2 separate regions of the Homo sapiens genome follow, and region 1 is linked to region 2. Evidence: read pairs that join two places in POLR2A ChIA-PET (ENCODE). Cell type or tissue: GM12878. All regions are shown on one strand. Links, peaks and the distances in the headings refer to the core of each region. The heading gives the core; the rest is flanking DNA. Region 1 overlaps SLAMF1 (signaling lymphocytic activation molecule family member 1). Region 2 overlaps CD48 (CD48 molecule).

Region 1 (5,383 bases), core at 160-5,159, 68 kb after region 2:
GAAAATAATTTGTCCTTGTTTCTTACCTATGGAGTGTCTGTTTACTCACATAGAGCAATTGACCTTGCTCTTATCACATCATCCTAGGGGGAAGTGGGGGGCCAAAGCATTTACTATTTACTGTGAGTCATTTAATAAGAAATTTAACTCTAATCCAGTATATCTCATGTGCACATTTGGGATAAAGTTAATAAAAATGAATATTAAAAACTTAGCCCCAAATAAATGGGTCCGATGGGCTTGATTTTTATGGAACTTGAGAAGGAGCGTTCTAGAAGGAGGCACAAATGCAGAGGTAAAGGGTTTCAAGTGTTCTTGGCAAGTTGTCTGTTGTACCTGAAACCTAGGGTTTATATTTAAGGCACTTCCATGTCCTCAGCTGGCAAGTGGGGAAAAGGGTCCCCACCACTTTCTTCCATAATATACCTCTTAGGGATACTATAAAGGCAAATCAGAGTACATTCTGCTTTTGGAGGGAGGAGAACTTGGACTCTGTGTTGTCATTTGCTCATTTTTCATTCATCCCATTCTGTTTTATTAATTCACTTGGGCAACAAGGATTTACTGAGCTCCTACTATGTCCCAGGTGGGTGTTAGGGATACTGTAGTGAATAAAACAGACACAGTCCCTACTCTTGGAAGCTTATAAGAGTGGGGGATTACAGGCATTGAACCAGAGTTGAACACGTGATGAATGATATGAAGGAGTGCGTTCATTGTCCATTGGAAGTCTGTGACAGGAAAACCCAACCTAAGTCAGGAGTCAGGAAAGTCTTCCCTATGAAAGAGATGTCAAAATGGAGACCAGAAAGATGGAAGTTGTTAGCTAGGCAAATAAAGAGTGGTTATAGCCTCTAAGGCTAGGGAACGTACATACTAATAGTCTAAGATAGAAAGACCCAGCAGTGCCAAATAATAAAAATAGGACTTTGACTGATGGGGATACAGTTTAAAAAGCAAACACAGACAAGATGTCTTTTCTTTCTGAGCCTAAATTTACCAAAAGAACTGTGGGGTCTGTAAGTTCTGTTCCTTCTGTACCTGAAAGAATACTGTAGCAAGATGCTAAAAGCACATATGAAAGTGTCAGGGCTAGGCAAAAAAATATAATACAATAAAACAAAAAGAGTTATCATTAGGTAGAAGCCCATCTTGTGAGAGGGTTGGCTAAATCCTACTATTAATAATTTTTGACCAAACTCCATAGGCCCATGTGAATCACTCATTTTTCGAAGTAGAATTACCCATGAAGGAAAGTGAGTTGGTGTTAACAGCTACAAATGTTTCCTCCCAGACTCTTTTAGTAAATAAGGGCTGGCTGAATCACAGACACACTGGAAAACACTCATCTAGCAGGATGTTTCAGGAGCAGGGACGCCACTCGAGGGGTTTTATGAACCACTTTAAAGCCCCCACTTATTTTTCCACCTTGTGCTTATGTGAGGGTGATCTCAAGTACCCCCTCCAGACCCCAACACTCACACACTCAGGTATTGCGTCATCATTCTTTATGTGGGTTGTGGGGTATAAGGGTCTCTTCCTGATGAAGTTTTGGTTCCACTCCTCATGACTGAGTGTGCATAAAACCACTCAGCCTCTCTCATCTACCCCTCCCTTTTCCTCTTCCTCTTTCTCCTTCTATGTTCTTTCGTTTATTTTATTTTTTTATTTTTTTATTTTTTTGGTTATTCCCTACCTCTCTTATATCCCTCTTTCTCCTCCCCCAATCAACTCCAAGTTCTGAAAGCAACCATGGCGCAAAGAGTGTGCAAGGTTAGGTGGGGAAGGAGTGCATGGGAGCCATTTTGGGGAGTGGTGGCGATGGGTTATGGCCTGAAAATGGGATTTTTTATTCTTTTTTTCTCCCTATCAAAGTTGGTCTTTAAAAATCAACACTACGCTAGCAATTTTTAATCTTGTTTTGAATCTCAGATCCCTTTAAGAGATGGCATTTATGGATGTGCTCCCAGAAAAATATGTATACGCTCATCTATACAACTTTTTATACAAAAGTCTGGAAGTTCATACTTGCACATATGGCTTTAAATTTTTTCTCATTTCTTTATACACAGAAGTTTAGGTTCAGGATTCAAGAAGTTACTCTTTTAGGTACTGTGCCTACAAGTCAGGTATGTAGCCACCAAAGGGGTCACATTATCTAGACAGTCAGGCATCCATAAGTGTGGTGGAAGAAAATCCAACATGCTTCCCAGTATATTAATGTAAAAACAACCACCACCACCACAATAACTATAATGTTCCTCATGTCATCAAGCAGCAGGGGAGAGCACTCTGTTTTAAGCTTAATATATTCGCAATATTTTAAAAGACAAATGCCTAATTGCCTTTCTCACTTTTCCTCAACAATTAAGAATTTCAATCACTCTAGGCCAGATTTTAGCCCAGATAGACTTCTTTTTCTTCTTCCCCAATCACTGAATCTCTAGTCTACTATTAGCTGAGCCCTTTACTGAGCAACATGGGGATTTCGGGGTATTTTGGTGACAAGAATATTTGGGCCAGTGTGTCCAATTTTCCAATAGCTCATCTTAGCCACAAGTCAGTTGTGAAAGAGTCTCTTCTAGGTAGCTGCATTACTTAAGCTGATGGTTCTATTTTACTCTCTGACTTTCTTATCAGCTAGAACAATCTATGCTCTCTTTGAGTCATGGGCTCCTTCTTTTATGAACACTAGCTTATGGTTAAGTTCAGATATATATATATGTGTATGTATATATATATGTATGTGTGTGTGTATATATATATATGTGTGTGTGTGTGTGTATATATATATATATATATATATATATATATATATGACAAACCTAATAACCTAAATAAGAGGCTTTGGTCAGGTATTATGGTTTTCAGCATTCATTCATTGAACAGATATTTATTAAATGCCTCCTATATACTAAGCACATAGCACCTGTTTGTAGGTCTTGGGGTCAAAATAGTGAACAAAATGAAGTTCTTCCTCTTGAGGCTTTTGCATTCTAGTGGGAGAGACAAAAATAAAACAAACAAATATACAGTATAATATAATGCAGTGATAAGTGCAGAAAGAAACACAAAGCTATTTTAGATAGATGGTCAGAGGAGGCCTCTTGGAGGAGAAACTGTTTTGAGCAGATACCTAAAATAAAGTGAAAGAATGAGCTACCCAGGTATGGAAGGGAAGAAATTCTTCAGAGAGAGGAACAGCAAAAGCAAAAGTTCTGAGACAGGAATGTTCTTGGTGGGTTTAAGAAACAGCCAGGAGCCAGTGTGGCCGTAGCACAGTGAGCAAAGAGGAGGGCAGGAAATGGAGTTGGAACAGTGCCACGGACTGGGCATGCAGGGCCTTTGAAGCCATATCAATAATGGACTATGGTTTTATTCTATCGGTGCTAGAAAGCCACAGAAATTTAAAAGCAGGAGAGAGACAAAATAGGACATGGTTTTTAAAGATGATTCCATCTATTGTATGAATGCAGGGAGATCAGCTGGAAGAAGACGGCAGTACCCAGGCCTGGGATGATGGTGGTGGAAATGCAGGAGGTGAAAAGGGTTCAGATACCAGACATATTTTGAAGTCAGAGCCAGGAGGATTTGCTGTTAAAATGAGTGTGGAGTATGGCTGGGCACAGTGGCTCATGCCTGTAATCCCAGCACTTTGGGAGGCCGAGGCGGGCAGATCACTTGAGGTCAGGAGTTCGAAACCAGCCTGGCCAACATGGTGAAACCCCGTCTTTACTAAAAATACAAAAAATTAGCAGTGCATGGTGGCAGGCACCTGTAATCCCAGCTACCCAGGAGACTGAGGCAGGGGACTTGCTTGAGCCCGGGAGGCAGAGGTTGCAGTGAGCCGAGATCGCAACATTGCACTCCAGCCTGGGCGACAGCACAAGACTCCATCTCACAGAAAAAAAAAAATTGAGTTTGGAGTATGCGAGAAAGAAAGGAATCAAGGATGTTTCCAGTGTTTTGGCCTGACAAATTGGCTGAATTATAATGTTTGCAGAAGGTGTTCTGGAACCAAGAGTTTGTTTGCTAAGTTTGAAATGCCCTTTAGACCTCCAAGTCCTGTCTTGTGTAGGCAGTTGGGAGTGCAGTGAAGGTTTTGGTTGGGAGATATAACCCTGTAGCATCCCAGAAATATGTCAGACTGTGCAATTGGGTGAGAAACTGGATGAGTGTGGATGAGAATGAGAACTCCGAGTACTGAGATGCTCCAGTATTTAGAAGTCCAGAAGAGCAGAAGGCTCCTGCCAAGAAAACTGAGCAGAGGCAACCTATATAGGATAGGAGAAAAACCGGGAGAGTATGTTGTTCCCTGAGCCAAATGATGACAGCGTTTGAAGGAGGGATGGATGAACTATGTCAAGTACCCCTGAGAAAGCAAGTAAGATAAGAACTTTGACTTGGCTTAGTGGAGTAGACAGTGACCTTGACAAAGGTGGTTCCAGCGAGCAGTGGGGAAGAACACCTGTTTATAGTGGGTCCAAGGAAAAATGGGTCTGGAAATGGGAAAAGAAACTATAAACACACATTAAAGCACTTTGCTGTAAAGGAAAACAGAAATGGAGAGGTATCTGGGGATGGACCTGGGATCAGGGGAGATAGTTTTAATATAAGGAAACTACAAGTTTATATGTTGTGTATTGATGGAAATAACCTAGTAAAAAAAAACCTGATAATGTGAGGGACAGAGGCAATTGCCGAAACAAAGCCTTGAAGTAGGTGAGTGCTCCGTGGAGGAAGAGGCTCGACTTAAGTGGGAATGTAGACCATCCATCCAGGTAGGTAGGTTGATTTAGTGGTGGTAATAAGTGGAAGTTCTCTTTTTGTGTTTTCTATTTTATACTTCAGTGAAACAAAAAGCAAAGTCGTCACATGAGAGAGGAGGGGGAAAGGCAGGTTGTGGGTTTGAGGAGAGAGGAGGTGTGAAATAATCAGCAGCAGGAACCCTCATAGTGGTTTGAAAGGCTCTTGGTATTTTTTTTTTTAACCTTGTTGTTGGCTCAGCTTTTTTGGAAAAGAGAAATACAGTAATATCTCACTGTCGACATTATTAACTATCTCAGGGTGTTTGGAGAGAGAGGATTCCACAGTTTGAACACTGGGCTTATCACTTCCTGACTCCACATTCCTCAGATTTTTCTGTTTTCCTCATGATCTGAAATGCTTCCTGGGCTCATGAGCTCAGAATCACTTTTATTTGCTCTCCATCCTTCATCCTGTATATTCAATGGTGGAAAAAACCCTGGTAGAGGAATTAGCAGAACTGAATTCTAATCCTGACTCTGCCACTTACTAGTTAGGGAAGCCATTTAACTTCTCTGTGCTTTTTAGATGCCTGAACAATAAATCTGAGTTGATAAAGACCCAGTACTCTAGTTAA
Region 2 (5,383 bases), core at 294-5,293:
TGACAGCTGCTGCATTTTATGCTCAGACACACTGTACTCCCTTAGGCATTCTTTGAGACCTCTGTATATGTGAGGTGTTGCATCCTGAGCCAAGGTAAATGATATTGTCATTGACCCAAAGAAAAGATAGATCAAAATTATAGGAAGAAAAGCTTGGAAAGGATTGCTGTCTGGGGTCTCTGAATGAGGGTCTGAGAAGAGGCTGGAAGTGCTTCAGCATCAAAGGAACCTTAACACATCTGATTGCTAAGAGTTAAGGTCCATTCCTCTGCCACAGCCTGTTCGGTCCCCGGTGTGTGACCAAGGGCTGAGCTAACTTTCCTTCTCCTGTTAGAGCTGCCTCACCCTCTTTCTTCATCCAGTACCTCTCTTCTTATGCCAGCTGAGAAACAGCAGTGAAACCTTTGACTTTCTTGCTATTCCCCCAAGTAAATACTCAAGTCTTTTTAATTTAAAGGGCTTTAATGCTCACCACTCTGAGTAAAACAGTAAAAATCAACAAACATGTGGTAGTCACACTGTGGCATAAAATGATGATAGTTTGTAACTTTTGGGGAGATGAGGTAGAATGTGTGGAGGATCGGTCTCTCACATATTCTACCTCTCAGGTAGAGTCCTTTGGTTCATGACTGTGTGAGTCTACGGCTATATAGGTTCTGTGGGCCTGACTCAATGCATAGGACATTGGTATGACCTTGGGATTGGGGGCTGATGTGAAGTATTCATCTAACTATTGGGAAAAGCAGGGTTGCCAATGAGAATTGGAATATTTTAGGACTTTCTCTAGGCATACTGAAAACATCCTGACAGTTGACCTTTCTCTGACTTCTTTTCTAGGCTTCATCTTGGTCATTTATTCTTCTTTGAAACAATCAGACCACACCTGATTATGTTATCCTTTGAATGGATAATATTGGTTTTGATGAGGTTAGTAAACCTGGGTTATAACACCCGGGCTATAACCTGGGTTAGTAAAATACAAATTAAGCACTTACTGTGTGTCAGACATTGTGCTAGGCCTTTTGCATACTTTTTCATTTAACTTTCATTAGAAAATAGTGAGGTGGCTATTATTATCTACATTTTTCAGATGAGAATACTGTCTTGCAGAGAGATTAAGAAATTCTCCTAAGGGCACACAGGTCTAACTTCCAAACCATTCTATTATGATTATACCTTTCCTAGACTAAGGCGAGGGAATCTTGGTGAAGGTCAATGTGTCTAAATCTCTTAATTTTACTGTTTGCCTTAAAAGAGGCGTTTTCTCTTACCTCTGGGCTTATGTACATGCCTTCTTTCCACCTAGATTTCTCTCCCTCCTGCCCTCTCCCTGCCTCTCTTTTAGGCTTCTGTTTTTATGTGACTTCTTCTTGGACTGTCTGCCTGTGACTGTGTTCTGAAGGCATGGTTAGATGGGAACCTCAGGCTCCAGATTATGGTTTGTGAATTGCTTGGTGGATCATCTGTTTCCTTGAACTTTTTGAGGACAGAAACCATGTGCAGTGTTGTGCTGCTGAACTTAGCACAGGCCTGGAGTGTGGCATGTGCTCAATAAATAATTGTTACACAAATGAATGAACAACTTCAAAAAACTTCCTTTTGGACTACACATCCATATCTTCCTGAGAAGTGCAAGTAGTTCTCTCCTCTGCCGTAAGGGATGCTTCTGTGGAAAACTTTGAGAAGCACTCTTAGCTCTCTTCTTCCTTCTCTCCTCAGACTTGGGTTTCTCAGTTCTTTGGTTTCAAGGCAATGATTTAGGGCATGCTCCACAACTACCCAATTCCCCATCTGTCCACAACACTTAGCAGGATGAAGTAGACAGAGTATTGTACTAGAAATGAGATGACCTAGTTCTATCTGGGTTCCATGCTGTGGAATTTTCAACAAGTCATTAAAGCTTCCTGAGCCTCAGCTTCCTCAGCTCCATAATGGGTATAATAATCTGTTCCTCATTTCTTCAAGGGGTTGCTATTAAGATCAAATAAAATAAAAAATGTGCAATTGCTTTGCAATTGTGACACATGCGGAATCCGATACAGATGAAAACCTGGGAAGAGCATCAGTAAATTCTTAAGCCCCAAGCAGTCTCCTGAGCCCAAGATCAGAACTTCTGTCTCTTAAACATCTTCTCTAGACTCTCCAGACACGTGTCTAAAACTTAAGTCATCATCTCTGTTTCCGCTATGTATTGCTATTTAACAAGCTGCCACAATACCGTGGCTTAAAATAATAACAATGATTTACTTTGCCCACAGATTTGGGGGAAGACTGTTCATCCTGTCTCACTTTCATGTGCTTTTCATGTGCTTGCAATCAGATCATGGTGTGGCCTAGAGTCATGCAAGGCTCTTCACTCACAGGGCTACTGCCTGAACAGAGGGAGGCTCAAAGTGCTGGGTGGCTAGTGCCACTCAGCAGAAGCCTCCCAGAGTTGGTGTCCCAAGAGAAATAGGCAAATGCTGCATGGTCTTTTCTAAGCTAGCTTTGCAGGTCACACTTCCGGTGTATTCCATTCATTGAAGCCATCACCGAGCCTACTCAATTTCAAGGTGAAGGGGCACAAAGTCCATCATTTGATGAGAGGACCATCAAAAAATTTACAGACTTAAAAAAAAATACTACAATCCTTCTTCCCCCAAACCTACTGCTCCTCCACTGTTCCCCACCTCTATAAATGACATCTCCACTTGTCTAGTTGCTCAGGCCAGAATTCTAGGAGTCATCCTTGCTTCTTTTCTCTCCCTTGCTTCTCATGCCCAATGAGTAAGTCCTGTTAATTCTACTTTCAAAAATATCTCTCAAATATGTCCAATTCCATCCAGCCCCATGCTACCTATCTCAGATCAAGCCACCATTTTCTCTTATCACCAATTTCCACAATGATCCACTATCCTAACTGCTCTATTTACTGCATTCTCTCTAGCTAACCTGTTCTCTACCCTGCTGTCGGTATACATTTTCTAAAATGGTTCTCTGTTTGCATCACTCTTCTGCTTAAAATCTTTAGTGGCCACTGTGGGAAATGAGAAAGCAGAAGCTGTGAGCCTAAAGTTCACATTTCATAATGAGCTCACTTGCTACCCTCCTTAGTCTATGTCCTAGCCAGTGAGCTACTTCCTACTCCGCAAATGAATTTCATTTTTGTGTTTCTGGGCGTTTGATTCTTTTTCCCTCTTGTTGGAATATTCACTACCCCCAGTCGTCATCTTTCCCTGGTTTCATCCCACTTAGGCTAATTCCTCGTACAGAAGCCATTCTCAACCCCCAAATTCAAGTGAGGTGCTCCCTTTTATATGCCCTCTAAGCATTCCGTATTTTCCTTTTCCTAACACTTATCACCAATAGCGAAATCATCTGATTAATTTTGTTGATTCACTGGAATGAAGCTCAAGGGAAGGAGCCACATCTATCTATTGCACCCTTACAGAGCCAAGCACATAGTAACTGCTTACTGCATAGTTATTCGATGAGTGAATACATGAGGAAGTTCATGTACGCATGTATGCATGGAGGGATGGGTGGATGGAGGGAGGGAGCAAAGGAAAGAAGGAAGGAATAAATTTTGAGTCATTGTTTCAGTCAAGCTGGGGTCTCAGAGTAGCTCTTACTGGCCCTGATAAATTCTTTCTCCCATTTCCCACAGTGGCTATTTCAAACTTTCACCCTATCCTCAAGGCCCCTTACCTCAGTCCTCTGCCCTCTCAGCAAAGCATGTGCCTCCTTCTTTGCAGAAGAAATCGAAACTAGAGACCATTAGGCAGGAAGCCCTTCAACTTCCTGCCCACTATCTTCAAACTGGTAACTTTTCTCCACCACCAGCTGTCTTTCCTCCTTCTCTTTTCCCTCAGAGGATGAAGTGTCCCTCCTCCCAGTCAAGACCTGTGCCACTAACTCTGCTCTGAGTCCCACTAGCCCAGGCTCGTCAATCACCTCCCTTCTCTTCATGTCTTCCCTCCACTGAATCCTTTCCTTGGCCTACCATAGCTTAGGTCTTTCCCTACTTGAATAACAAAAACAAAATACTCTCTACTTTTTCATGACCCTTTACATACCGCCCTACCATTCTTTTTCCCATTCAAATTGCAACGTCTGAAGAGAAGAGTCTATTTTTATTGTTTCTCCTTCCTCACCTTCAGATTGCATTGCAGTGTTGCCCACTGAACTCATTATAGTTCCCATCTCAAAAAATAGTAGCCTGCTCAGCTTCTCACCAAGACACAAACCTGAGGTCTTGGTAGCTATTGCAAAATTACTTCCTAAAAAGGGTTGTACAGGCTTGTTAAATATTTAATCTTATGAGAGAGCTTCAGGTAACTCTGTCTCCACATCCTTAACACTCATCTTCTTTTCTTCCTTAAGAGTTTTACTAGAAACCATGTGTTTTGTTTTTATTATTTTTATTTTTCTCAATATATGAGGAAACCAAAGAAGCCAACCATGTGTCTTGTTTTATTGGAGTAACCGGAACTTACTCTTTAAAACCTTTCCCTTTCCTGGGGAGACTCTATGGTCCTGGGATTATGACTTCCTTTGATCTGAATTTTTTCCCGTTACAATTCTGTTTTTCTACAGACTAGAAACATGGGCGGGCACAGACAGGATCTGGTTCTATTTCTTCTTCTTTTTTTTAAAAGTGAAAGCGAGTTCATTAAGAAAGTAAAAGAATAAGATCCAACTTTGTTACTTTATCCCAATCATCCAGACATATCACCAAATACTTCCTGTTAGAATTAAATCAAAATAGTAGTTTTTTAAAAGGTTGCTTCAGCTACTTCCTAAAAAGTGGAATTGTTAAGAAGGCAAATCAAGATTTTATCAGCAGTTAATCACTTCTTTATTTCTCGGTAAGAAGTTACAGCCAACCATCAGGACAGCCTTTTTGGAATTGTTACACATGGGTGGTTAAGGAGGGAGAGAAGAAAGATACAATACTGTATGCTTACCTGTCATCAGCACTCATAATATACTGAAATTGGCTGAGCATGGTGGTTCACACCTGTAATCCCAGCACTTTGGGAGGCCGAAGCAGGTGGATCACCTGAGGTCAGGAGTTTGAGACTAGCCTGACCAACATGGTGAAACCCCGTATCTACTAAATACAAAAAATTAGCCCGGCGTGGTGGTGCATGCCTGTAATCCTAGCTACTTGGGAGGCTGAGGCAGGAGAATTGCTTGAACCTGGGGGGTGGAGGTTGCAGTGAGCTGAGATTGCACCACTGCACTCCAGCCTGGGTGACAAAAGTGAAACTCCATAAAAAAAATTATATATATATAAGTGATCTGTCTGGTGTTACTACCTGCCTCTGTCATCAGACAGTGGATTGTGCTATCTTCCTGAGTGTAAGTCTGAGACATCCTGGGGAGTCTGCCAAAGATGACC

What was found. Peaks named below come from ENCODE experiments on the same cell type or tissue, not always from the same donor. Only the 100,000 strongest peaks of a DNase experiment are listed, where the experiment ranks them.
Region 1: POLR2A ChIA-PET joins it to region 2 with 15 read pairs; 4 of 35 experiments call an interaction of 5 or more read pairs at or near these places.

The regions. Positions count from the first base shown.
Region 1 is chr1:160,637,761-160,643,143 of GRCh38, reverse strand. The region is part of intron 1 of SLAMF1 (signaling lymphocytic activation molecule family member 1); the gene reads left to right. Among named protein-coding and RNA genes, the nearest start is that of SLAMF1, 6.6 kb to the left of the region's middle. RefSeq lists an enhancer at 2,415-2,574. In GM12878, for the core only: no CTCF peak of the experiment used is centred there; no DNase peak of the experiment used is centred there; H3K4me3 peaks cover 4,700 bases; H3K27ac peaks cover 4,727 bases.
Region 2 is chr1:160,705,968-160,711,350 of GRCh38, reverse strand. All of the region lies in intron 1 of CD48 (CD48 molecule), which reads left to right. Among named protein-coding and RNA genes, the nearest start is that of CD48, 3.2 kb to the left of the region's middle. RefSeq lists an enhancer at 2,557-2,626. In GM12878, for the core only: no CTCF peak of the experiment used is centred there; a DNase peak (open chromatin) is centred at 2,336; H3K4me3 peaks cover 4,911 bases; H3K27ac peaks cover 5,000 bases.